2 separate regions of the Homo sapiens genome follow, and region 1 is linked to region 2. A link is a loop called in an ENCODE intact Hi-C map of the cell type or tissue named here. Cell type or tissue: endothelial cell of umbilical vein. All regions are shown on one strand. Links, peaks and the distances in the headings refer to the core of each region. The heading gives the core; the rest is flanking DNA.

Region 1 (12,213 bases), core at 2,180-10,179, 81 kb after region 2:
ACAGATTTATAGATCTTGAAAAAAAAATCAGAAATATGGTGCCAGTGATTTTAAAGCTCTACACAGGGCTCTTCACATAACTAGCAAAATGAAAGCTGGTCCTTCTCTCAGCAAAGTGGACTGTGCCCTCCACTGAATATTTAGAACTTTCCTGTCTTAGATGCTGATCTCTCTTTCTGTGTTTTTTGTTTTGTTTTTGGGTTTTTGTTGTAGTGTTTTTCAGCACACATGCGAAAGTTCAGTAATCTTAACTCAGCGGTCATAGCTAAATCTGAAACTGAATAATGTATGGGTGTGGTGCTGTTTACTGGAACAAGTGGTTTATTTTATTGCCTAAATTTCAAATCCTTTAATATGTTTCCTAAGAAGTCATCTGATTTGGAAAATTATTGCAAAAATAAAACTGAAGAACAAGAACTAAACCTATGTCAGCCAGTTGAAGTGAATTATTCTGTATCTGTTTTTCTAGAATACATTTACTAATAGGAAATCAGTGTCTACCAATCTATACTAAATAAGTGTTGAACAAATATTTAAGTTATTAGTTTGAAGATGTGCTAGCATTGTAGCCTGCATGCCTGAGTCCTGCTCTTGATAGGGAGAAAAGAAAGAAAGAAAGAAGTGAATGAAATGAATAGTAGCCCACAAAGGAAGTTCAAGGAAAGGACTGTTTTTATGTTTTTTGAAGATGGGAGACCTCACATCAGCAAACAGCATTACAGCTATTGTCACATCCCAGATGTTTATTGTGTGGAATTAATGGCAGCAATGAGTGGAAGTGTTTTAGGCTTACTTTAACGTCACAACCCCCAGACTATGGATAAGCTGAGAGGCTTCACAGATCATCCTTTGAGAACCACCAGTCTGATGGCATCAACATTGACCTTGATGTCAAGGGACTCGCATTCTTGTTATGGTTCTGTCTGTGGCTAACCATATGTCCTGGGGAAAGTCATTTAGCGTCTGCTTTGGTTTCCTGTCTGAATACCTGACCCTTCCTGCTTTATGGGGATGTTGCAAAATGAGTAGAGAGAGGGTATGAGAGAATGCTTTGTATTCTTATAATAAAGGTGCTCTGTGATTCTAAAGGATTATTATTAATTCATCCAGAATAAAGAGTATAAACTAAGCTGAACAATAAATAGACCTGATGAAAGTGCTCACAGTTTCCTGCTTTGCATAACACACATCTCTGCCTTGGCTGCTGTTAGCACCAAATGATTCCAGCTACTTGTTCCAAATGTTTAATCAGTGATTTTCTGTGATGGCACATTTGGTAATGTTTAAAAGAATGTGCATAAAGATGAAACAAATGTTATCTGGGACAAGTTGATCCAAGGATAGGAGTTTTATAATTAAGAACAGTATTTTACGCACCACCACCACCACAAGCACCCAAACAACTGATTAAACGATGGAACAGTAACCAAGTGCAACCTGATGTTGGATTAAGATTAGCTCCATAAACAGCCAGCAGCAACATGTTAGCCTACAAAGGACTGAAGAATCTTGTGGCAAATCTTTAATTTGTGGCTAATGACTTAATCGATCTCATGCAATTTCAAAGTCAGAAAAATTTGAGGAAACAAATATATGAGAGGTTGAAGACCCAAAAATACAAGCCTTGCAACTTAAACCCTCAGCAGTTAAATTTATATTTAACAGTGATTAAGTATTGGGATCATATAAGGGGCCATAATTTCATCAGGAGGCATGAAAATGGCTATGTTCACTTTTTTAACTGAACTAAGCAGATTTAATGTTTTCCTAAGAAAGGATGCGAAATTCAACTGTTAGCAAGTCACAGATTATTCTAGTTGGCTTATGGTGGACTAAATAGAAACTTATTTTTAAGGGAGTGAATAAAAACATTTTTATTGGATACTTTCTATACTATCCCTGAATCTAAAAGTTTGTGATTTATAGGTTAACTATCCAAATTATATAAATATGAAAATTTTCTCCCTAAACTAGTTCATTAAAGAGTTAAAATGAAATTAACAATCTGACTCCTGCCTTCAGTTTAGCTTCATCTCCAGCTGCTCCTAAGAAGCCCAGCCATCAAGCCAACTGTGACAAGGTTTCTGAAGCTGCCGTGATTTTATAGGGGGTTGCCTCTGCCTGGAATGCCCTTTTCTTCCCCTGTCTGGCTAACTCCTGCTCAGGCTTAGAGAATCAAATCATCATTGCTTCATCTGTGAAGACCTCCACAAGCCCACTCTCACCATCTCTGCTGCATCACAAATGAGGTCTGTCCTCTTCCTTTATGTTCCCAGAGCTTTATACATTTGTCTTTATTTTACCCTGTATTGACTTTTCTAAACTTGCCTAGCCTCCCAACCCTATAAAGCTAGAGATCAATAAGCTATATTTTCAGTTTTTGATCAACCTTCTTCTCTGTCTCTATCACACACAGTTTCCTTCTGCAATTTTCATCTCACTTTCTTCTAGATCTACCCAGTATTGCAGACTTTGGGCTTGTTTCTTCACCTTAGTGTTCAATTTAGCCTTTGAATCACTTGATGCATTTAACTCAATTTCACTCTGAAGTGGATCTTTCTGCTTCAGTCCACCTTCATTGTGATTTCCTAGTCTAGCCTGAACTCTCACCTCTAGCACCTAAATCTACCTTGGATCTACTCGAATCCCAGTAGGATAGGGATGGAGGTAGAAAAGGCAGCTAAGGCATAGCTATAATAGCTAGTTACTTGTCTGTCTTCTCCAATTGACTACAAGTTCTTTGAGGGCAGGACTTTTGTTATTTTAATCTTGGCATCTAGAGGATCTGGCACAGTTCCTAGTACATCGTAAATGCTTGATAAATATTTATAGAATATATACAATTTATGTATTTTTAAAATTACTAAAAGGGAAATAAAATTTATTTATTTGCCACTTATTAATTTTAAAATAAATACATAAGAATTATTTGTTTTATTAAATAAATAAATAAGCTTCATTTATTTGCCATTTATTAAATGACAAACTTGGAGCATGGTATTACTTTGATATTTTAATCACTCCATTAGGAAATGTATTCTTCAACCAGGACAAAGTACGTTTATTTACAAGGAAGCCAGATGAAAGTATATAGATATATTGGTCCAAATGAAGCCCTCCTCTTTCTTCTCTCTGTTCTTTGCCAATGCAGGGGCATTTGATAGCTCTGAGAAACCTACTTTGAAAGCCTACTAGTTATCTAGCAGACTGATTTTCCTGTTTTTTAGTTCTTTATTTGTAACCTGTCACCATCTAGAATGGGGAACTCCAACATGAAGGCTGGCCTCTGGTTTACTTGCTGAGGAGACTAGAATCTGGCCCACAAATTCAGATCCTTCGCTGGCTTACTATTCCCTGTGAACTAAGTTCCTAGATAGCAGTGTCCACCATGCTGATCACTTATATCCCCAGCATTAAGCACAATGTCTATAACACAGTAGATGCTCAATATATGTATTTGTTGAAAGAGTTAATGATAACCTCCAGGGCTCTTGTTTGCCAAACATCTCCTGCTCTGGGTCCTTTGTCATCGGCCATACCCAGCCACTGGGAGACCACTATTCCACTAGGCAAACATTGCATCCTGCACATGCACGCAGACCATCTCTGAACTTTGTATGCTGTATCTGGTGCATCTGGCTGTGCTTTCTGAGCCGATTTCTATAGTCAGTGCTCTCAGTACTGGTTCCCTCTAATGTTCTGGGTTCAAATCACAGGCTACCTATCTCTTTGTTCCCCAAGCCCAAAGTGGTTCATTAACATCTCTTGTCTGTGATACTCTTTTTGATACTGAACATCTCTTAGCACCCAACTGGCCCACCAATGCTGGCTGAATGGAATTAAATTTAAATTTGCATGGCTGCGTGCTCCTCTCCCTGTGTTCTCAGGGACGGTGCTCAGAGGCCCTCTGATGAGATGGGAGAAGAACCTGTCATGGGCTAGGTTCAGGCCTCTGCATGCTGCTTGTGCAATCTTACAGATTCTTCATAAGCTTTGGGATAGGCCAGTTCAACAGGAACCCATGTCCTTAATAGGAAGTTATGAATTTTAACTAAGGTTAAGATTAAATTAATAATACATTAAACCAGATCTGCTTCCTAATTATCATTCTAGGTTGAAGCAAGTTTTTAGAAGTGAGGCAAAGTCAATGATTTCATTCAGATTTTGGATAGCCAGAATTCCAGGAGACCCAGACTCTTCCCTCCCACCTCCCTTCCAAGTCACTCCCTGCTGAAATAAGCCATGGCGGGAAAAGTTGTATTGTCTGTTTTGATATAATTTTTAGATCTCTTCTTCCTAAGTTCATTAAAGCTTTTTTTCCCCCTCCTGTAACAGTACGTTGTTAGCCTTGGGGTTCTGGCCAAGTTCCAATTTGAGCAATTAATTTTATTTCAGTGCTCAGCCCTCCCTGAAGTTTCAGACAGGAAAGGTGCGTTCTTTGTCTTCCTCAGCAAGTCACTCCTGATGGTGAAGCAGCTGTTGCTGCCTTCCCAGAGGAGAGAAGGTTGAGAATTGGTGAGAAAGCTTCCTGGCTCTTTGAGGGAGCTGCTTGCAGAGTGATCTGGGACAAAAGGCATCCTTGGGAATGTGAGGCTTTTTTTCTTTTTTTTTTTTTTTTTAACTACAGCAGTCTCCAAGCCATCCATCACTCCTCTTTTGAACCACTGGCTTAGCACAGAACAAAATGGGAAGTGATTGTGTTTTCTTGAAGAGCTGTTTCTGAATGTGATGGCTTCCTTTGAAGCCCAGTCAAAGGGATGTTTTTATTTTGTTTTTGTTTTCCTGAAATCCCACCAGTTTCCCTCACCTCCTACAAGACCTCACACCACAGCCTACCATCATGCCTGATACCTAAGTAGCTGCCTTCACAGCTAACAAAAGACAAAGAAAACACAGATGCAGATTATTCTAAAGGAGTAAGTTAAAGAAATGAAAGGGGCTTCCTTTTTAAGTTCAAATAGCAAAAGCAACTAATATACTTTGGAAAGCACACGCGATAACACAACACCCAAATTCACTTGGAGAGGTTCCCTGTGACATGCTCTAACAAGTCAGAAATTCAGTAAGTGTAGTTATATCCTGCAAGTGATTTTGAAAAGGTGTAGAGAATAACCCTTTCTAGATGCATACTCTATGTTTTACTTGGCCCAGACAACAGTGTTTGATGGAATGATAATTGGATGTTGATGAAAAACATCAATCATCATTGCATTGTGACTTGAGTTATATTTGTTTAATGTTAAACTTTCAGTTGTGAAATAAACCATTCCGGCTGGGGAACAGATGATTTTGTTTCTAAAACTTCATTCTTTCACTTATTAGGCAAGAGTGAGTCATTCCTTATAACAACTGGGCTTATTGAAAATTCCAGAATTACTCACACAGGTTTGAAGCATTTTTCATGTAAAGAAAACATCCTTTTTTTTTTTTGGTTGCTGACTGTAACTATCCTTTCTAAAGCTCATGGTTCTGGTACAGCCCTATTGCTAATACTGTTATTGTCCAGGCATGCTTTATGTATATTTGTATTCTTCCAAAACAGGTCATCTATACTGTTCTGGGATCAACTACCTTTGTATTCATTTCTTAGTGGCCAATGTCAGCCTCACAAACATACATCTCTACATGCAAACAACTGGTTGCACTCAGCTCCCTCCCAGGTTTAGCCACAATGTAGGAGAAACACTATCTCCTCACCATTTCATTCTTTCCCTTCCTGAGTCATTCCCTGTGGGGAAGCACCAACAAATCCTCACTCTTGTTTTCACCAATTACAAGTCAGTTAACGTTTTATCCCATAGATCACTCTCACATATAAACACTCTGCCTTTGTCAGTTGGTTCTGGATTCCCTACCATGTCCTTACTCCTTTTCCACCATCCAGGGAAATCATTATCTCCATCATTCTATTCACTGCATCATCAGGGATCTTATCTCAGCCTGAAAGTATAAATCTGTTCTTAAATATCTCCCTCACCAGACTGTAAGCAACAAGAGTGAAGTGTTCCCATCTTCATTTGCTCACTGCATAATTTTTTTTCCCTTTTTCCAGTGCCCAGCCTGGAAAATGATAATATTTATTAGATAAAAAAACCACTAGAAAAGCTTCAGGGACTTTTAACTTTCATTACGAAATATACCTTTCTTTCAAGCACCAATAATCAAGATGTTTAAGTTGCATGTAGGAACACAACTTTAATTCCTCATTTATTTAATTTTTTATTTCCTATGTTGCATTAATTAGACATGTGGCAACAATATGATTTCTTTTATTTTTTTTTCATTGAGATAGACATATTTCTGTTACATAGTGTGGCTGTCTTGGTTTTTGTGAACTACTTGGAATGTAACTACAGTCTCTAACATCATTTTAGTGTTGAAAGGAGACTTATTGAGTCGGGCATCATGCTAAGTACTTTTGCACATTTTAATCTATTTCATCCTCACAATAGCTATGTAAGGTTAATATTTTTTATGATCATTTTACAGAAAAAGAAATTGAGGATTGGAGCGGTCAAGTGGCTTGCCAAGGTCACACAGCTAGTTAATAAAGTTGTCAGGAAGATCTGCATGACTTTAAAGCCCATGCTTTCCCTGTTATATGACCTGAATTTTAAATACATGTTTTGAGAACAAGCAAAAAAGACATCCTAATTAAGTTCATTTTGGATTAGTGGGATCAACCTTCTAATGAAGCAAACAATAAAAGCTGCACAGCTCGGTCAACAGTTGAACTAAAACTTTTGTTCACCAGATTGACCATTAGTTTGCACTGACCAAATTAAATATAATGTAGTGTGGAAGTATTAATAGCTACAGCCATGTTTAACCAAAAATATGACAGTCTATTATAAGTTTGTCAATTGAAACCAAAAATGTAAACTTTATGATGTCGAAGGTCAAAGGCTGGGGCTAAGGGTGTCAGATGTCTGAGAGAGTCTCTAGAACCACAGAGAACAGAGTCCCTGTTTAATATTAATATTATCCAGTAATGACCCTAAGTATTAGACAATGGGAAATGTGTCGAAAAATATGGAAGTCACATGAAGGCAATTTAGCTACTCCAACTAAATTGAATCATTTCTGCAGAGTGGTAATTTTGATGGAATACCAATCATACAATGGGTCTCATCCCACAATACGTTAAAAGTGCTGCCTGACAGTTTTCAAATAGAAAGTTAAGTACCATTCTGCTCCTGAATGCAGTCTAAATTTTAATACCTTAAAAAGCAAAAAGCAAAAATACAGGTGTGGTAAGCAAGAATACTTTTTGTGGGGGTGGGACTGCATGACACAAGATGTTTAATAATTAAGTTGATTGGATTTTGCAACTTCCCATAAGGTATTTTGGCACTGTGCACTAATCATTACACACAGAATGTATTTGTTTAGAGAAAACAGCTCACAGATTCATTTCTTTATTTAGGTATGTACCGAGAAACATTTTGAATGGTCAAACTAAGACTTTATTTACATAGTTATATAATTTTCTTTCATCTTGGGATTTCAAAGAGCTTTGTGATGTTGCGTTTCGAGTTGATTAAGCCTCACAGCTTCACTAAACACTGTATTATAATATTACAGATGAACAGAAGAGGCAGAATTTCAGTTTCTTGGGTGGATTTTCTTTATGTTTGAAATTAGCTAATGAAGAATGCATGATGCTACATATAAAGATTTTCGTTTTTTTTTCTAAGATACAGTTTTTGCTTTGGGATAATTTTAGATTTAGAAAATGTTGCAAAAATAGTACATAGTTTTAATACATTTTACCCAGTTTCTCCTAATGTTAACACCTTATAGAATTGTGCATAATTCCTCATTTATTTAATTTTTTGGGTGCATTACTACTAAATGGGTACATTACTACTAAATATGCTACTGACTTTATTTGGATTTCACCAGTTTTTCCATTAATGTCTTTTTTGTGTTCTGGGATCCAACCCAGGATTTCACCTTGCATTTAGTCCTCACATCTTCTCAGTCACCTTGGGTCTGTGACAGTGTCTGAGACTTTCTTTATTTTCATGATCTTGGTAGTTTTGAAGAATACTGGTCAGATATTTAGAAGAATGCCCCCCAATTTGGGTTTGTCTCATGTTTTTCTCATGGTCAGATTGGGGTCATGGAGTTTTATGAAGTACTGTGACCTACCACCACTGGCGACGTTAACCTTGATTGCTTGTTTCATGTAGTGTTTTTCAGGTCTTTTCACTGTAAAGTTTTTCTCCTTTCCCCACTGTATACTTTGTAAGAGGGTCACTAAGTCCTAAATGCAGCCCAGACTCAAGACAGGAGAGATGATTAAACCGGCATAGGGAGTATCTACATATCTTAATCGGAATCCTTTCATAAAAGACATTTGTCCCTTCCTTTTTTATTTTACTAATTTATATCAGGATAGACTCATTTATATTTATTTTATATTTTGGGTTATAATCTAATACCACATTTTTATTTTATTGCTCAAATTGTTGTATATTTGACTATTGGAAGCTCTTTCAAAATGGCTTCTATGTAAAAGCTTGTTTTTGAAGTATTTATTCTTTTAAAAAGTCTACTCCAGTTTATTGTTATGCACGCATACATTCCACCAATATTCGGGGGAGGGGCAGGGTTTACAATGCCAAAAGTAATGTGCCAAGAAAATATCAACCTATATTTACTGAACTTGTATTATTTGCCAGGTGTTTATAGACATTATCTCAATTAATCTTTAAAGCAGTCCTAGAAAGTATAATACATTCCTTTAAGACATGAGATAACTGAGGTTTGGACATTCTAACCAGGCTCCCAATTAGTAAGTAGCAGAGAATTTTAAAGGTATTTTATCCTTTGTAGATAATAAACAGCATTTCTAATGGAAGGTGGTATATTTTAAGAGATTTAAGAATATGATAATTAAGAGGAAGTGTAGTGGGAAAGCATATCTTGGCATCAAACAAACCTAGGTCCTCTCAGTTGTTAGAAATTTCCAGTTTCCCTCATCCCCACCGTGATTCCTGGTATACTTTTCCAGCATCTGGTTATACTAACCACAAAAAATAGGTTACACATATCTATTTGGTTTACGGTTGTATAAATTCATTTTTGTCTTATGCCCCTATTTTTGTTTTATACCTGTATTTAAAAATATATATTTTAGCTACTGCTTTTCAAATGTAGTTTACTACAGGGCATTGAAATTTGCCAGCATCTGCTTCTCTGTTCCTAAGAATGTCCTATGCCCGCATTAGCCATCGAATGGTCGTGCATAACTCATGAGTTTCTTGAGAAGAGTTAGGATAATAATCAATTTGCCATCTCCATTTAGCACAGCCACCCTTACCACACAGTATACACACACATACACACAAACACAGGCCTGCAAACACAATTGCAAATGAAGCTCTATTTTGGCAAAAGCAGACAGCAGAGTTATGGGGGGAAGGTCGAACCCTAGAAGTAAGAATTGATGGGCAAAAAGTATTATGCATAAATAAAGGATGCTTAATTAATATTTTGTTTGTTCCGGAGTATGAGAAAAACATGGCTTATATTAAAGCAAAAGGGATTTCAGTTGGATGTAAATAAATAAAGAAGAATCACTTACAAAACTGGGAAATTGGAATATAAAGCCCTCACAGTAAGAAAATAAACTAGCCTTGATGAGGTGTCATCAAGAACATCGTTGTTTTTCAAAGAATGGCCAAATTTAAATAATTAACTAAGTAAATAAATAAGACCACCTATTATGTGCCAGACCATTTCTGGGACTTCGGAGATAAGATGAAGAGTAGTGTTTGCGTTAAGGAGGCATGAAAGTATTTCCTGAAATCACAAGTGTCAATAGAAAATTGACACACACAAACAAAATTTTACCCTGAATTTGAATATATGTCTCAATCAGCATGTAGTAATATTCAGTAATTGTGAAGAAGGTAAGTCACATGAGAAGAACACTTAAATATATTAATTTCCAAACGCAACTGCTTATCAACATTATATTACTGACATCTGTCACTGATGCAAAGGACTATGCCGACGCTGGGTTTTCTGTGTGATGTGGGCACCAAATGACAGAGAACTGACATCCAGCAACCAGCTCTCCACTTTCCAGCTGTAAGAGAAGTACATATCGTCACAGTGTGGCTGGCAGTGAATGTAATCATTGATACAAAGCATGGCACTAGGAACTGGCTTATGCATTAAAAAATTATGTTAAGGCTCATAGCTCTTCTCTGACATGTTTGTGGGTTTGTATGGGGTTTGTCACTAATGTAGACATCTAGTTTCCCGAAAATGTGAAATTCGGCAGTGACTTTTGAAGACCCTTTTCATTCTCTGATTGTAAAATTTAAAATTCATTTAATTCTATTCTTATTCTATTTTTAAACTGTGTAACACAATATGATTGTGAATTTAAAAAAATAGAAAAAGCATTTCTGGCCTATAGAGATTTGCAATAAATAGGAAGGATAGATATATGCAATAATAAAATGTGGTGATGTGGAAGAAACAATGATTTTAAGAGTAATTATACATTTGGCAGAGGTATGGAAGAGAAAGACCCTAGGAAATGCCCTTACAGAAAACAAAAATATTTGGAATTCCATTGTGTGTAGACAAAATTTCCATGCTACCAGACAGTCAGTTTAATGTCTCATATTTACATCCTAGGTAGAACCCATAAATAGTTCAAGTATTTACTGATTATTTCAGATAGAACATTTCTTCATAACAGAAAACTGACAGAATTATCTGATTTAGTTTAGTCCTTCTGTAATCTCCTGGATTCTTTCCAGAAGTAGAGTTAGATGGCATACTTGCAGACATGCTTATTCTTGCTACCTTGTTTCCTATTTACCTTTTCCAAACTAAAAGCATATTCAGCTAAGTTATGTTACACCATGGAATTATTGGCAGTTAGGTCTCGGATGGTGTGTAGTTTGTTTTAACAACCAGTATTTGAGGCCAAACCATAATACCAGGCCAGCACAGACATGCTTCCTATTAGCCCATCTATTTTAAAGGGAAACACACTGTATGCTGAACTAACTGAATTTCCACTCACTGCAGTTTGCAGCAAAACCAGCCTGGAAATGGCCTCAAGGGGACCTCACTTCAGATTTTATTAAAGTCCATGAAGTACATATTATGCAGATACATAAAAATAGATTAACAATCATAAAAGAATGACTCACGTTTATTACCTTGAAGAATAATTGCATAAGACAAAAAAAATGGAGCATTGCTAAATCTTAATAAAGTTGAAGAGGACTACTTCCTCTGTCAAACACAGCAAAACTAGATTTTTGGGAGAATGCCGCATTATATCTATTAGCTGAGCTATTATCATATAACATTTTTTTAATGATTTTAAGGTAATGAGTCAAAATTAAATCCAGAAAAATGATCATACTTACAAAGCCTTTGTCCTTTGTGGCTAAAATCCAGGTGACATATGTCAATTGTCTTGCAAAAAATATCCAAGCATTTATGGACAATAAAGTTCGATCCAATAGAAAGAAACCAAAGTGCAAACACGTTCATGTCTGTGTATGGGTATTATGGGCTGAATTTTAAAAATGCATATGATTTTTTAAAATTCCCATGACCTCTGAATGTATTTAGACACAGGGTCTTTAAAAGATAATTAAGTTAAAATTAGGTAATTAGGGTGGGCCCTAAAGGATATGATTGACCTTAATCCAGTAAGAAGAGGAAATTTAGACACAGGCACATGCTGAGGGAACAATATATGAAGACAGAGAAAAGACGGCCATCTACAAGCTCAGAAGAGAGGCCTGGAACAGATCCTTCCCTCACAGCCCTCGGAGGGAACCAATCCGCTGACATCTTGATCTCAGACTTCCAGCCTCCAGAATTGTGAGATGATAAGTTTCTGTAGTGTAAGCCAGCAGTCTGTGCTACTTTGTTATGGCAGCCCTAGTAAACTAAATAGGGACACCTGGAAAGTAGCTGTCTATGTACCAATTACTTGCCGCCTATCTTCTGAGAACAGGTTCAGGCCCTGACTACTGCTAAAGTTTGCATGGTCCGGGAAAAGAGAATAAATGGAGGCCACTTAAGAGAAATAAAATACTAATTAAAATTTATCAAGTTATTCTTTTCGTTTTGCATAAGATAGATTGTTCCTTAATGAAGTAGTGCTTCTTAGTAATTTAAGTATTTAACAATTATAAATCAAGCTAACAAATTATTATACACGTT
Region 2 (12,213 bases), core at 2,631-10,630:
TAATAGTAATACCAATAATAATAAAAACAAAACAATAACATAATACCAGCTAACATTTATTGAGAACTATGAACCAGACACTTCTCTGTGTGATTTATATACATTTCTTCATTTGATTCTAACAAAATATTATGGGGTAGGTAATATTACCATTCCAATATTACAGGGGACTAAGACACAGAGAGGTTAAATAACTTGGCCAAAGGTACACAGAGTAAAGTGTGGAGTGTTTGAGTGTAAATTCAAGCAGTCTGAACTGTTACTTTCTGCTGCCACAAATATATGCTCATTTATATTTGATTTAAATTATACGTTAGAAACAATGTAATATTCTGCGTTTTTAAAAACTTATTTTCATAAAGATTTCTCATGTTAATAATTCTTTATAAATGTAAAGTCATCTAATTTTTCATTATATAGCTGTACCCTATTATATATAATTATTCCCTTTAAGTCAGGCATTTAGATTGTTTATAGGTATTTAATATAAATAATGCTATGATGAACTATTTTTATATAAATCATAGCTTATCTGATAATTTTCTTTCTTTCTTTTTTTTTTTTTTTTTTTTTGAGACAAAGTCTTCCTCTATCACCAGGCTGGAGTGCAGTGGCATGATCTTGGCTGACTGTAACCTCCGCCTCCTGGGTTCAAGCCATTCTCCTGGCTCAGCCTCCCGAGTAGCTGGGATTACAGGCGCCCACCACCACACCCAGCTAATTTTTGTATTTTTAGTAGAGATGGGGTTTCACCATGTTGGTCAGGATGGTCTCTATCTCCTAACCTCGTGATCCGCCTGCCTTGGCCTCCCAAAGTGCTGGGATTACAGGCGTGAGCCACCGTGCCTGGCATCTGATAATTTTCTTAGGATAGATGTCTAGAAGTAGAATTATTGCCTGCTATGAAGACATTTTAATGTCACACTTTTCTAAATTATTATGACTACAAGGCCATTTGGAAAAAAATACCCCACATCTACACATAAACTTCAAATCTTCCTTAAAATTTAATTAATGGGACTACTTACATTTTAGAAGCTTTTATGATGTGATGAGAGAAGGCAGCAGGCTAAGCAACGGGGAGACCATTCTCTAAGTCAAGCCTGACCTTTGCTCATTAACAGGCCACTGCCTTATCTTTGTATGAAACTCCTGGAGTTAATCCATACACAGAGTACCCATTGGTTTTGAATATGCTGTGTTCTCAGAGCAGCTTTTTAGGGGAACACAGCAAGAACAGAAATTAGGCCAAAGATTGCAGAGCATGTGCAGATGCTTAAAAGGCACAGCACAAAATGTTGTTTTTAATCACAATTCTTACAGACTTCTTTGTAACAAAAAAAAGAGCATAAAATAAAATTCTGTCCCAAAGGAGCAGTTAGCATGAATATAGGAATTCCAAGGTACATTATGAAATAAAGACAGAACGAGGCCTTGGGAAACATCTTTATTGTTGAAGCGGAAGTACCAGTGATTTGAATACTTCTTCAATCAGTACCAGTGATTTGAGTGTCCCTAAAGTGCTACTGGTGGTGGTAGAACTCAGTTCCCCAAAATATTTTTGCTTCTATTAGTAACCCACCTGCTTTTCTCTATTTTCTTGTTTAGTTCTTCACTTCTGTCTTTCATCCTGGCCTTATCATTCCCACCCCCCAAAAACCATTTATTTGGCTTTATCTTAGTTTACATATGTATATGTATATGCACACACACACACGTGCATGTATGTGTGCATGCATATGCATGTAAATATTTTTAAAAATATGTACGGTCTTCATTAGCCAATAGTCCTGGCCCTTAAGTGAAAATATAAATCATTATGCAATGTCCCCTCTTTATTCTTTGTCTTCACTTGGTGTTTTCATGCTGTCCCCTGTTCCAGGCAGATTTTTCCACCTGGGACCAAATTTGTCATGGCTATTTTCTGAAAAATGATGGCTAACTAATCGAGTGAGCAAACTCATGCTAAATGAAAGGGTATGTTCCTGGCTCTAGTAAACTGAAAAATGAAAGCAAGAGGCTTAAATACAAAGTGATTATAATGAGAATACATAAATTTCTAATAGCATTTAGGATTGTCTAGGAGATTAAGTTTCTGCAGTTATACCTTTCCTTAAATAACATACAAATGCCCCTTTCTCAATGCTCCCTCAGGGAAGGTAAAACTATGTATAATGTTACCTATTATATAGGATCTATTGGTTCTTTATTCAGAGGCTTAGGTTTAAATTCTTGACTTTCAAGGAACACTATAGAAAAAACTCCCCCTTGGTGACTCTCTAAATACCAAACAACTGTGGCTCCCAAATTTGGCTGCACATCTGAGTCCCCTGGAGAGATTTATAAAAATGCAATGAGGCCTGGGAATTTACATTTTTTCAAAAGCTCCCCAGTTGATTTTGCTGCTCAGCCAGGTTTGAGGACTGCTGTTAAAGTGGCTGCTTGGACATTAGCTAAGTCATTTTCTGTGCCTTCAGTGGATGTTCAGTAGGTGGCTAACAGTTATTGAGCATGTACATTGTGCCAATCACCATGACATTTTACAGCCAAGGAAATTTGTTTAGGTTTGTGAGTGGCAGAAACGGCGTTGAAGTGTCCAACCCTCATTTTTATGATGCTTCTCAACAAAACGTTGATTTAATTACCAAAAAAGGTAAGGGACAGGCTGAAGTTAAAAACTCACTCATTAACTCTCACATCTTAGTCAATCGGTTTCTTCATCATAAAATGGAAGTAATATCTTTTTAAGATACTTTTTTTTTTTTTTTTGAGACAGAGTCTCGCTGTATCGCTCAGGCTGGAGTGCAGTGGTGTGATCTCGGATCGCTGCAACCTCCACCTCCCGGGTTCAAGTGATTCTCCTGCCTCAGCCTCCCTAGTAGCTGGGACTACAGGTGCATGCCACAATACCTGGCTAATTTTTGTATGTTTAGTAGAGATGGGGTTTTGCCATGTTGGCCAGGCTGGTCTCGAACTCCTGGCCTCATGTGATCCACCTGCCTTGGCCTCCCAAAGTGCAGGAATTACTGGAGTGAGCCACCGCATCTAGCCAAGATACTTTTTACTTTATTATGAAATAATTTTATACTTAGAGAAGAGTTACAAAGCTAGTACAGAGAGTTTCTATATACGCTTCACCCAGCTTCCTCTAATGTTAATTTCTCATGTAATTTATATCTAATATAAACATTTTACATAACCATAGTATATTTATCAAAATAAGAAATTAACATTTGGGCTTCCCCAGTTTTTATACTATCTGAGTTCATTCAGGTTGCTATGAAAAATACCTTACACCTGTTAATTTATAGATAACAGAAACTTATTGCTCACAGTTCTGAAGGCTGGGCAGTCCAAGATCAATCCAAGATCAAAACACTGGCAGCTCTTTTGTAGAGTATCCTTCATTTTGAGTTTGTCTGATATATTCTTATTATTACATTGATGTTATGAATTTTGAGATATACCCCAGAAGTGATATATTTGTGTTGCATTGTACTGGGGCCTTTGTAAGATTTTTGACAAAAAATACATGTATTCTCTCATTAGATATATTTAAGTAACAGATAGATGACTATTTGCAATGCTGAATGAATCTCTGTGCTGTGTGGGGCTGGATCTTCAAGACCCCTTTCAACTCTAAAAGTCTAAAACTAATAATTGAGCATTGCAAATAAAAAGTCACATATGAAAGATGAATATGAAATTTGAGTAGAGCTAAAAGACTAGAGAATTAATTTTCCAAATAGTGATCCCTACTTTAAAGAGTATTAGGGTTTTCCTACCTGGGGGCTGAACTCAGAATGTGTTCTCTGCTTTGTACTGGGGGCTTTTCCCAATGTGGAATTGGGAATGTGGAATCCCAATGTGGAATTGACCTTCAGTCAATTTCCCCTTATTATAGCCCCTGAAGTGGCATCTGTAAATGCATGTTTGCTATGGGTAATTGAAGCTACTAGGTTTCTCTTGTGGTTTTCCTCTGTGTTACTAAAGATTAAATTGATGTGTAGTTGAGTAGCAAGCCATCTAATTTGAAAGATAGAAATGACCTGACTCTAACTATGAGTGTAGTTTGGATATGTTAAGTAACCTTTTTGTCTTAATTTTTCCAGCTGTGAAGCATAATTCCTACTGAAATATATTGACTTCTACAAGTATTGGACTAAAAACATATCTCCAGAAATATAACACCTACCCCTGGGAAAGTCTGATGTAACATGGTTAACCTAGAAGAGTTAATGCTGTGTGTCAACATATGCCTTGTAAAGGTGCTACATTATATAATTGTAAAAATGAAAACACTAAACAAAAGAGTTTATTTGAAATCTACTAAAGTCCCTCTGGTGAAAAGGAGGCACGATTTTAACACTGTAAATGCTATGTTGGCATGTCAGCTGTATATCTTGGAAAGACCACAGTGCTATGGAAAATGGTCTCAGAAATTAGAATGCCTGATTTAGCCAAAAGGCTTCAGCCACCTGCCAGATATATGACCCCCTAACAAATCATCTAATTGCACCACTTGGCTTCTTCATCTGTTACAGTAGACAATCAGACATGAATTCTAAGATTCCACCTCCTAAAATCTATAATTCTTTGATTTTTTTCAAGACCTCAGCCTACATATCCGTAAAGTGATTGATTCTGTCTTGCTAATACTGTTCATAAATACATATTTCTGATATTCCTTTGACCATTCAGAAAATGCTTGGCTACCCATTTTTTCCAGCCTGAAAAAGCAACTTAAAAAATGGTTAATCATTTGTTTGAAAAAATTGATACTTTTTTGTTATATATAAAATGACCTCTTCAATCTCAACAGAGAATATGGGATCTGGTCATGTTTGAAATAGAAAATGATGTCATAAGTAAATACGTATAAAATTTAATGATTAAACTATCTGCTCTAGATGTTCCAAGTTATTTTATTGGCATGAAAACTGTAAAGTGTTTGGAAAACAGTTTCATTGTGACAGGTATAATCAACACATTTTCTATAGTTGCAGACCTGTTCACAAACAATGTTAAAAGAAAAATAAAGTGACATAATGTCTGGGAAAGAATTCCCTAATAGAAACAGACCCAAGTCCATGGTTTGTGGTTTTGCAAGTATATAATTCCTTCTGGGAGGCCTTCTGGACAGATTTGTATCTATCCTAAAAGGAGTATCTATGTTTAACTGCACAAAGGTGATATCTCTTCTGTGTGGTCTGGTCCCTTCTGTTATCCTTGCTGATCTAAGAGAAAGAAGCATGTTACCCTATCAAACTCCAAACTACACTTTATGAACATCTACTTCCTTCTGTAACCTTTGCCAGCTCTAGCTAACCCTTAAAGGTTCAGGACAAAATACCTTTTGAGGGTCTTTAATGTCAGCTTCAGTCAATTTCTCATCATGCTGAAAGGCAAATGGAGCTTTGTGATAGGCCAAATGTGTCATGAATAAGCAAACATACCAATTCATGTTGAATTCTAGTGTGGGATCATTCCCATTTAAGAGTTATTTGTTTTTAAAAATAATGGGGAATCAAACTCTTCAATTATGATTTTTTGTAATAGTTTTAATGGTTTACAATAGACCACCTTCAAATAAATATATCAGCTGCTTTGGTGATCAGTTTCAAAATCAGAATATTCAAATTTACATAGAAAATGGCAAAATCAAACACACTTTTCAACAATGCCTATAAAACTTGTCATTACACTATAAATATGAATATCACACTCAATCTCAGTTGTGTAGTAAATGTTTAACAGCTAGCTCTCTGGGGGAAAACCTTTGATATTTGTAGTGTTTGCCCATGTTCATGGTGTAAATAATCTCATTATGGCCAATTTCAAGCAACCCAAGTTATTGAATATGGAATTGGGAAGAAATGTGTACAGTCAGCTCTAGTACACCACTGATCATACCCATTAGATGAATGAAGAAAGATGAAAACCATTTGGCAGAGTCATAGACGGCAAAAGGCCTGTTTCCCAGGTTCAGTCCTGCAAGCCCAGCAATTTCAGACGTAATTGCCTACTTCACAACATTAAGAATATGTTTCTGGTCAGGTGCAGTGGTTCGAGTCTGTAATCCGAGCTACTCAGGAGGCAGGGGTGGGAGGAAGGCTTGAGATCAGTAGTTCGAGACCAGCCTGGGCAATGTGGTGAGACTTTCTAAAAAAATTAATTAATTAAAAAAATAGTAATTTTCTGTACAAAAGTAGATTAAAACCAAATGTAATTTCTTTTTGATAATACTTTTTACCACTATTTAAAAAATGAATTCTTAAGAATTGAGTAATTTTCATTCAAAATTACATGTGTAAGAGATTCCTCTACATGAAATTAGAGAGTACTCTTAGGCTGTTCAGCCATACAAAGCAGACAAATAAGTGAATAGTGAGTGTCCTGTTGCTCAGCCACTGAATAAAGACAGCCCTGGAGATCTTAGCTGTCGCAGCTTCCTATAACTTTGAAGAAAAGAAATTTGAGAGCTAGGACTTTGCTCCCATGGGCTGTGCAACGCGATCTGGTTGCACCCTTTTGCCATGTCATAGAAAAGTCAAATCCTCTTCCTTACTTTTGGGTCCTAATTAAGCCTTATTTTAAAAGAACAGCTAAAATTACAATTCTGACATTTGACAGGAAAGACTCTGAAGATAAACTTGGCAAATGGTTACTTAAAGTTCTTAGCTAATGAAAGTATTTATTTGTTTTATGGTGTTTGCTGTAATCAGAACACATATACGTTCACACCTCTTTTGAATGCTTGTATTCATTAAATGTCTGCTTAAAATACCTCTTCCTCAGGCTAAGGACTTCCCTCTGCCCCATTTCTGGAGGGAATGTTCATTTAAATGTTACCTTCATAAATCTTTTAAAAATAAATATTTTACATATTTAAGATACACAACATGACATTATCAGATACATATATAGTAAAATGATTACTACGATGAAACCAATTAACATATTCATCATGCCATCTAGCTACTCACCCACCCCACATCCCCCCACCCTCGCCCCCATGACAAGAGCAGCTATAATCTCCTGAACACTTTTTCTGTTTCTCTTCTTTCTCTCCCTTTCTTCTTTCCTGCTGCCCTCTCTCCCCACTCCCCCCAGCTCTTTTCATGAAGAATGTGAAGAAATAAACCCGGAAATTGAAACACAAATACAGGAAATTCCAGGGTAAGCTTCATATGGGAGAGTTAATATGGTCATCAGGATGTTGCATTTTAGACTCTTCTGATGTATTGACTATACTAGTATAAGGTAACCAGATGTCCTACGTTAGGCAAGACGGTGTCTGAGATTTCAGCTTGTTTTCTCTTGACAATATTTCTCCTCAAATGCTGCTACTAAAGCCACCCTGTTTACTGGCTTATTTTGATTATAGAAATGCTGAAAGCCTCCCTGACAATCCTACTTGTCTTCTGGGGTCCTGGGAAGTGGGCATTTGACCGCATGTTCTCACTTATAGGTGGGAGCTAAACAATGACTACACGTGGTATTAAGGTGGAAAGAATAGACACTGGGGATTCCAGAAGGTGAAAGTGAGGGAAGGAGGCCAGGCTAAAAACTATCTAGTGGGTACTATGTTCATTATTTGGGTTCACTAGAAGCCCAACCCCCAATATCATCCAACATACCCATGTGACAAACCTGCACATGTACCCTCTGAATCTTAAGAATAAAAGAGAAAGAGAGAGGACACACAGATTTCCATTAAATATTTCAACTTTTCTGTGTGGCTGAAATTTTTCATTCAAATTAAAAAATAATAGGAAGAAAAAGAAAGTGGATATTTGATCTGAGATGAGCTACGATAGTACTCAAAAGGCAGCAGCAGAGAACTCAATCATTCACTAGCTGGACCAGTCATTGCCATCTAGCAGAGAACAAGTCCGTAGCCAAGGGCCTTCCTTTCTAGTGGCAGAGGTAAAGAAAGGTGCTTTGCTTGAGCATCATGAGGATTCTTTGCTTTACCAAACTTTAGTCAGGTTCCTGGACCTTCTCCTAGGCCCATCTGTGCACCTCCTTGTAAAATCCAGTTTTAGAAAGTCCCTGCTAAGTTTGTTTAGTCGGGATCCCCCATCCTTTGTATCAGATCATTCTTTATTTTATTTTATTTTATTTTATTTTATTTTATTTTATTTTATTTTATTTATTTATTTATTTTTTGAGATGGAGTCACCCAGGCTGGAGTGCAGTGGTGTGATCTCAGCTCACTGTGACCTCCACCTTCTGGGAGTCAGGCGATTCTCCTGCCTCAGCCTCCCGAGTAGCTGGGACTACAAGCACGCACAATCATGCCCAGCTAATTTTTTTTTTTTTTTTTTTGAGACGGAGTCTGGCTCTGTCACCCAGGCTGGAGTGCAGTGGCACAATCTCGGCTCATTGCAAGCTCCGCCTCCTGGGTTCACGCCATTCTCCTGCCTCAGCCTCCCGAGTAGCTGGGAGTACAGGTGCCCGCCACTACGCCCAGCTAATTTTTTGTATTTTTATTAGAGACGGGGTTTCACCGTGTTAGCCAGGATAGTCTTGATCTCCTGACCTTGTGATCCACCCGCCTCGGCCTCCCAAAGTGCTGGGATTACAGGTGTGAGCCACCGTGCCCGGCCTTTTTTTTTTTTTTTTTAGTAGTGACGGGCAGGCTGGTCTCGAACTCCTGACCTCAAGTGATCCGCCTGCCTCGGCCTCTCAAAGTATTGGGATTACAGGCATGGGCCACTACACCTCGCCAATATCAGATCATTCTTGATATCTTATCAGGTTCTTCCTTCTCCACCACTCCCCAAGTGATGTCTGATCTCCCTGGTCTTCAGCAAGAATCCATTTAGGATGGTTTAGTAAGAAACTCCAATACCCACAATGTTTCCTTTATCCACTGACCCTCACCCTGCTCCTTGGCTATAAAGTCCCACTTGCCCATGCTGTATTTGGAATTTAATCTAGTTTTGTACTGAGGTCTCTTTTCACCTATTACAATAGTCCTGCAAAAATTTGGTTTTACTGTTTTAACTGCTGTCCAGCTATAGTTTTTCTTTGAACCAGCATTGATGCAAGCAGCACCTGGAGACAGGAGAAGAGGGAGGCTAGTAAGAAGGAAGTAATTATCTTAAGGATCAGTGAAGTAGTAAAAGCCGAAGGCTACCTGGACACACTTGACATTTCCCCTGCCCTATTGTTCTCAGAAAATTCTGTCTCTAGCTTCATTTCCTGGTCTTACTTTCACCCCCACTTTAAATTATATCTATCTATCTATCTATCTATCTATCTATCTATCTATCTATCTATCTATCTATATATGTACTTATATATATATATATGTGTGTGTGTATTTTGTTGCTTTTTTTTGAGATGAAGTCTTTCTCTGTTGCCCAGGCTGGAGTGCAGTGGCACGATCTCGGCTCACTGCAACCTCCGCCTCCCGGGTTCAAGCAATTCTCCTGCCTCAGCCTCCCGGGTAGCTGGGATTACAGGTGCCTGCCACCACGCCTGGCTAATTTTTGTATTTTTAGTAGAGACAGGGTTTCACCATGTTGGCCAGGCTGGTCTCGAACTCCTGACCTCAGGTGTTCCACCCACCTGGGCCTCCCAAAGTGCTGAGATTACGGGTGTGAGCCACCACACCTGGCCTGTATTTTTTTATTTTTATTTTTATTTTTTGAGATGAAATGTCTTCTGTGGCCCAGGCTGGAGTGCAGTGGCACTCCAGTAACATCAGTAGGGATAGCATCAGGTTCAGGAGGCTGAGAAAGAGACTCAGATCCAGCAAACAGGACATGGGGTCTTATTGAAGGAAACTTACACATAGAGCTGGTCCAGTGGCAGTGAGCTGTACAGGAGAACTGCAACCACTTGCAAGAAGCATGTGGTTTATATGACATTTCACTTAGCACCCTCTCCCTAACAACCTCCACCTGGCAGCCTTCATTTAACCCAAAACAAAGGGGCTTGATTCCTCGAGTGGCCCGTGTTCCAAGGGAACAGGCCAGAAACTCAGGTGTTCTTCATAGATAAGGAATGAATCTTGGTGTTGGCTACTCCTAGGTTCCACAGTTTGGAATTCTGAACGTATATACATTCAGGTGCATCTACCAAACAGGGTCATTCTCAGGATTTGATTAAGATTTTGCTATCGGGTATGTCTACTATACATGATCATAGCTTACTGCAGCCTCTAACTCCTGGGGTCAACAGATCTTCCTGCCTCAGCCTCCCTAGTAGCTGGGACAACAGGCAGGTGCCACCACACTCAGCTGATTAAAATTTTTTGTTGTTGTTTGTTTTGTTTTAGAAGTAGAGTCTCACTATGTTGCCCAAACTGGTCTTGAACTCATGGCATCAAGCAATCCTCCTGCTTCAGTCTCCTAAGTAGCTAGGATTACAGTCTCCAACCACTGTACCGGGCATCCACGCACCTCTATAAAAATTCGTTTACTTTTGTTGCTCAAGATAATACTTATTTGTGAATCCAGTGGGCATTTATTCCTCGAATTTCCACAACCAGGGGAAAAGCCTATCAACTTGACTTGATTGATTCTCTGTTATCTGACAATGCCCATTTCCTGATTTTACACATCAGATGGATTTCTTAACCCAGAGCATTATCAACCTATCAGTGAAGATGCATCCCACATCTGTGCTGAGTCTCTATATTTGAAATCACATCTGAAATTTATGTTGATTTTCTGCTAGTGATGAAATCCTACATTTAAATTTGTGCCACCCCATAGTTATATAAGTAAATAGAGTCTGGTCAGAGTATGTGGAGTATCCAAGCCTTCCATGAGCTGATCCACTCATGTTTCTAGTCTGACCTTCTGTCATTCATTACCTGCCACACCCAAACCTGAGCTCCTAGCATGCGCACAGTTGAATCATCAGGCACACTTTGCAGCTTCCTATTTGTCTGTCTCCGTACAGGCTTTTCCTTCTGGCTGGAATGGACTCCTCTCGACTTCCCTTTTCTCACCTCTGCTTGAAATATGTGCACCTTTTCATAATGGTAAGACAAATAAAATAAATTCAGTTTGAAGTTTTAACAAGGAAAAAGAAATCTGAAATGTAAAGGCCAATAATAATCTGCATCTGCCCCAACATGGTGTTTGGAATTTTTCAACCATGATAAAGAATGATCTAAGCAAGGGTGTTTTTACACCATTCTTCTAATGTTCTTTATTTCTTACTGGTGTCAAGACCTCACTGATGTGAGACAACCATGACAATGATGCGGAGGGTCTGATTCCATATATATGTACAAATAGCAAAATCTCAGCAGTCCTGAGCTTTTCTAACGTATGTATATGTTGACATATAATACAATATGTCATCTATGTTATATATAAATGTGAAAGAAAATTGTTTTAAAAATAGTTTTTTAATTTTCCAGGGCAAATACTCCTCTTCCAAAATATAACTTCTGTAAGACAGAAATGAACAATAGGAGCCAAGAGTAATATATTTCATTCATTTATTATTCATTCAAAAACTATTTTTGAGTGCCGGCTATCTGACAGACACTGTACTAAGGAAGTAGCATTGAACAAGCAGTGCCTTTATAGATCAATAGTTTTGTAGAGGAAAGTGGAAAATAATAAGCATAATAATAATACTTAACAATATAACAACAGCAATAAGATTACATTGTAATCAGTAGTATGATAAAGGAGTCAGAGTTATGCCCAGCATACGTAAGGCTATCTAACAGGGCAAAGATGGAGGCTTTGACTAGAAAAATAAAGTTTTTTTTTTTTTCTTTGAAAGCTTTCAAACAGCAGAACATGATCAAATTTGCATTTCGTAAGATCACCTTGAAGGGAATAAATTGGTTAGGCATGAAGTCACATACGATGAAAATAGAACTGTCCCCAGAAGTTTGGTAGGGGTCGTCTAGAAGTTCAAATACTTCTAAGCAGAGTGAAAGCATATCGGGTAGCTCTGGCAATACATTTCAGGAGGGAATATGCACGTGCAGGTCCATATTTGGAAGTAAAGGACGCAGGATGGCCTTGTCAAGGCCTTACTAAACCAAGGTCCTGGAGGGACTTGTGTTCATTGCTAGGCAGGTAGGATGGAGGAGGCTGACCTCACTGGGTGCAAAGTAGTCGGGTGTTAGGAGTTCCCGAATGCTCTCCTCCCTGCCACCAGTGTGCCTCTCCTGCACTCCATGTTTTGATTTGTGATCATTTTAGACCATGACTCAGCACATATGACTCT

The links. Hi-C counts contacts between places; a loop is a spot of excess contacts. Peaks named below come from ENCODE experiments on the same cell type or tissue, not always from the same donor. Only the 100,000 strongest peaks of a DNase experiment are listed, where the experiment ranks them.
Region 1: a loop joins it to region 2, with 2.8 times the contacts of the local background. A loop is called at or near these places in 2 of 110 quality-filtered maps.

The regions. Positions count from the first base shown.
Region 1 is chr12:59,036,268-59,048,480 of GRCh38, forward strand. The region is part of intron 2 of LRIG3-DT (LRIG3 divergent transcript); the gene reads left to right. Among named protein-coding and RNA genes, the nearest start is that of LRIG3-DT, 120 kb to the left of the region's middle. In endothelial cell of umbilical vein, for the core only: no CTCF peak of the experiment used is centred there; DNase peaks (open chromatin) are centred at 4,654, 5,474 and 5,584; H3K27ac peaks cover 2,477 bases.
Region 2 is chr12:58,954,931-58,967,143 of GRCh38, forward strand. All of the region lies in intron 2 of LRIG3-DT (LRIG3 divergent transcript), which reads left to right. Among named protein-coding and RNA genes, the nearest start is that of LRIG3-DT, 40 kb to the left of the region's middle. RefSeq lists an enhancer at 10,829-10,998. In endothelial cell of umbilical vein, for the core only: no CTCF peak of the experiment used is centred there; a DNase peak (open chromatin) is centred at 7,171; H3K27ac peaks cover 1,634 bases.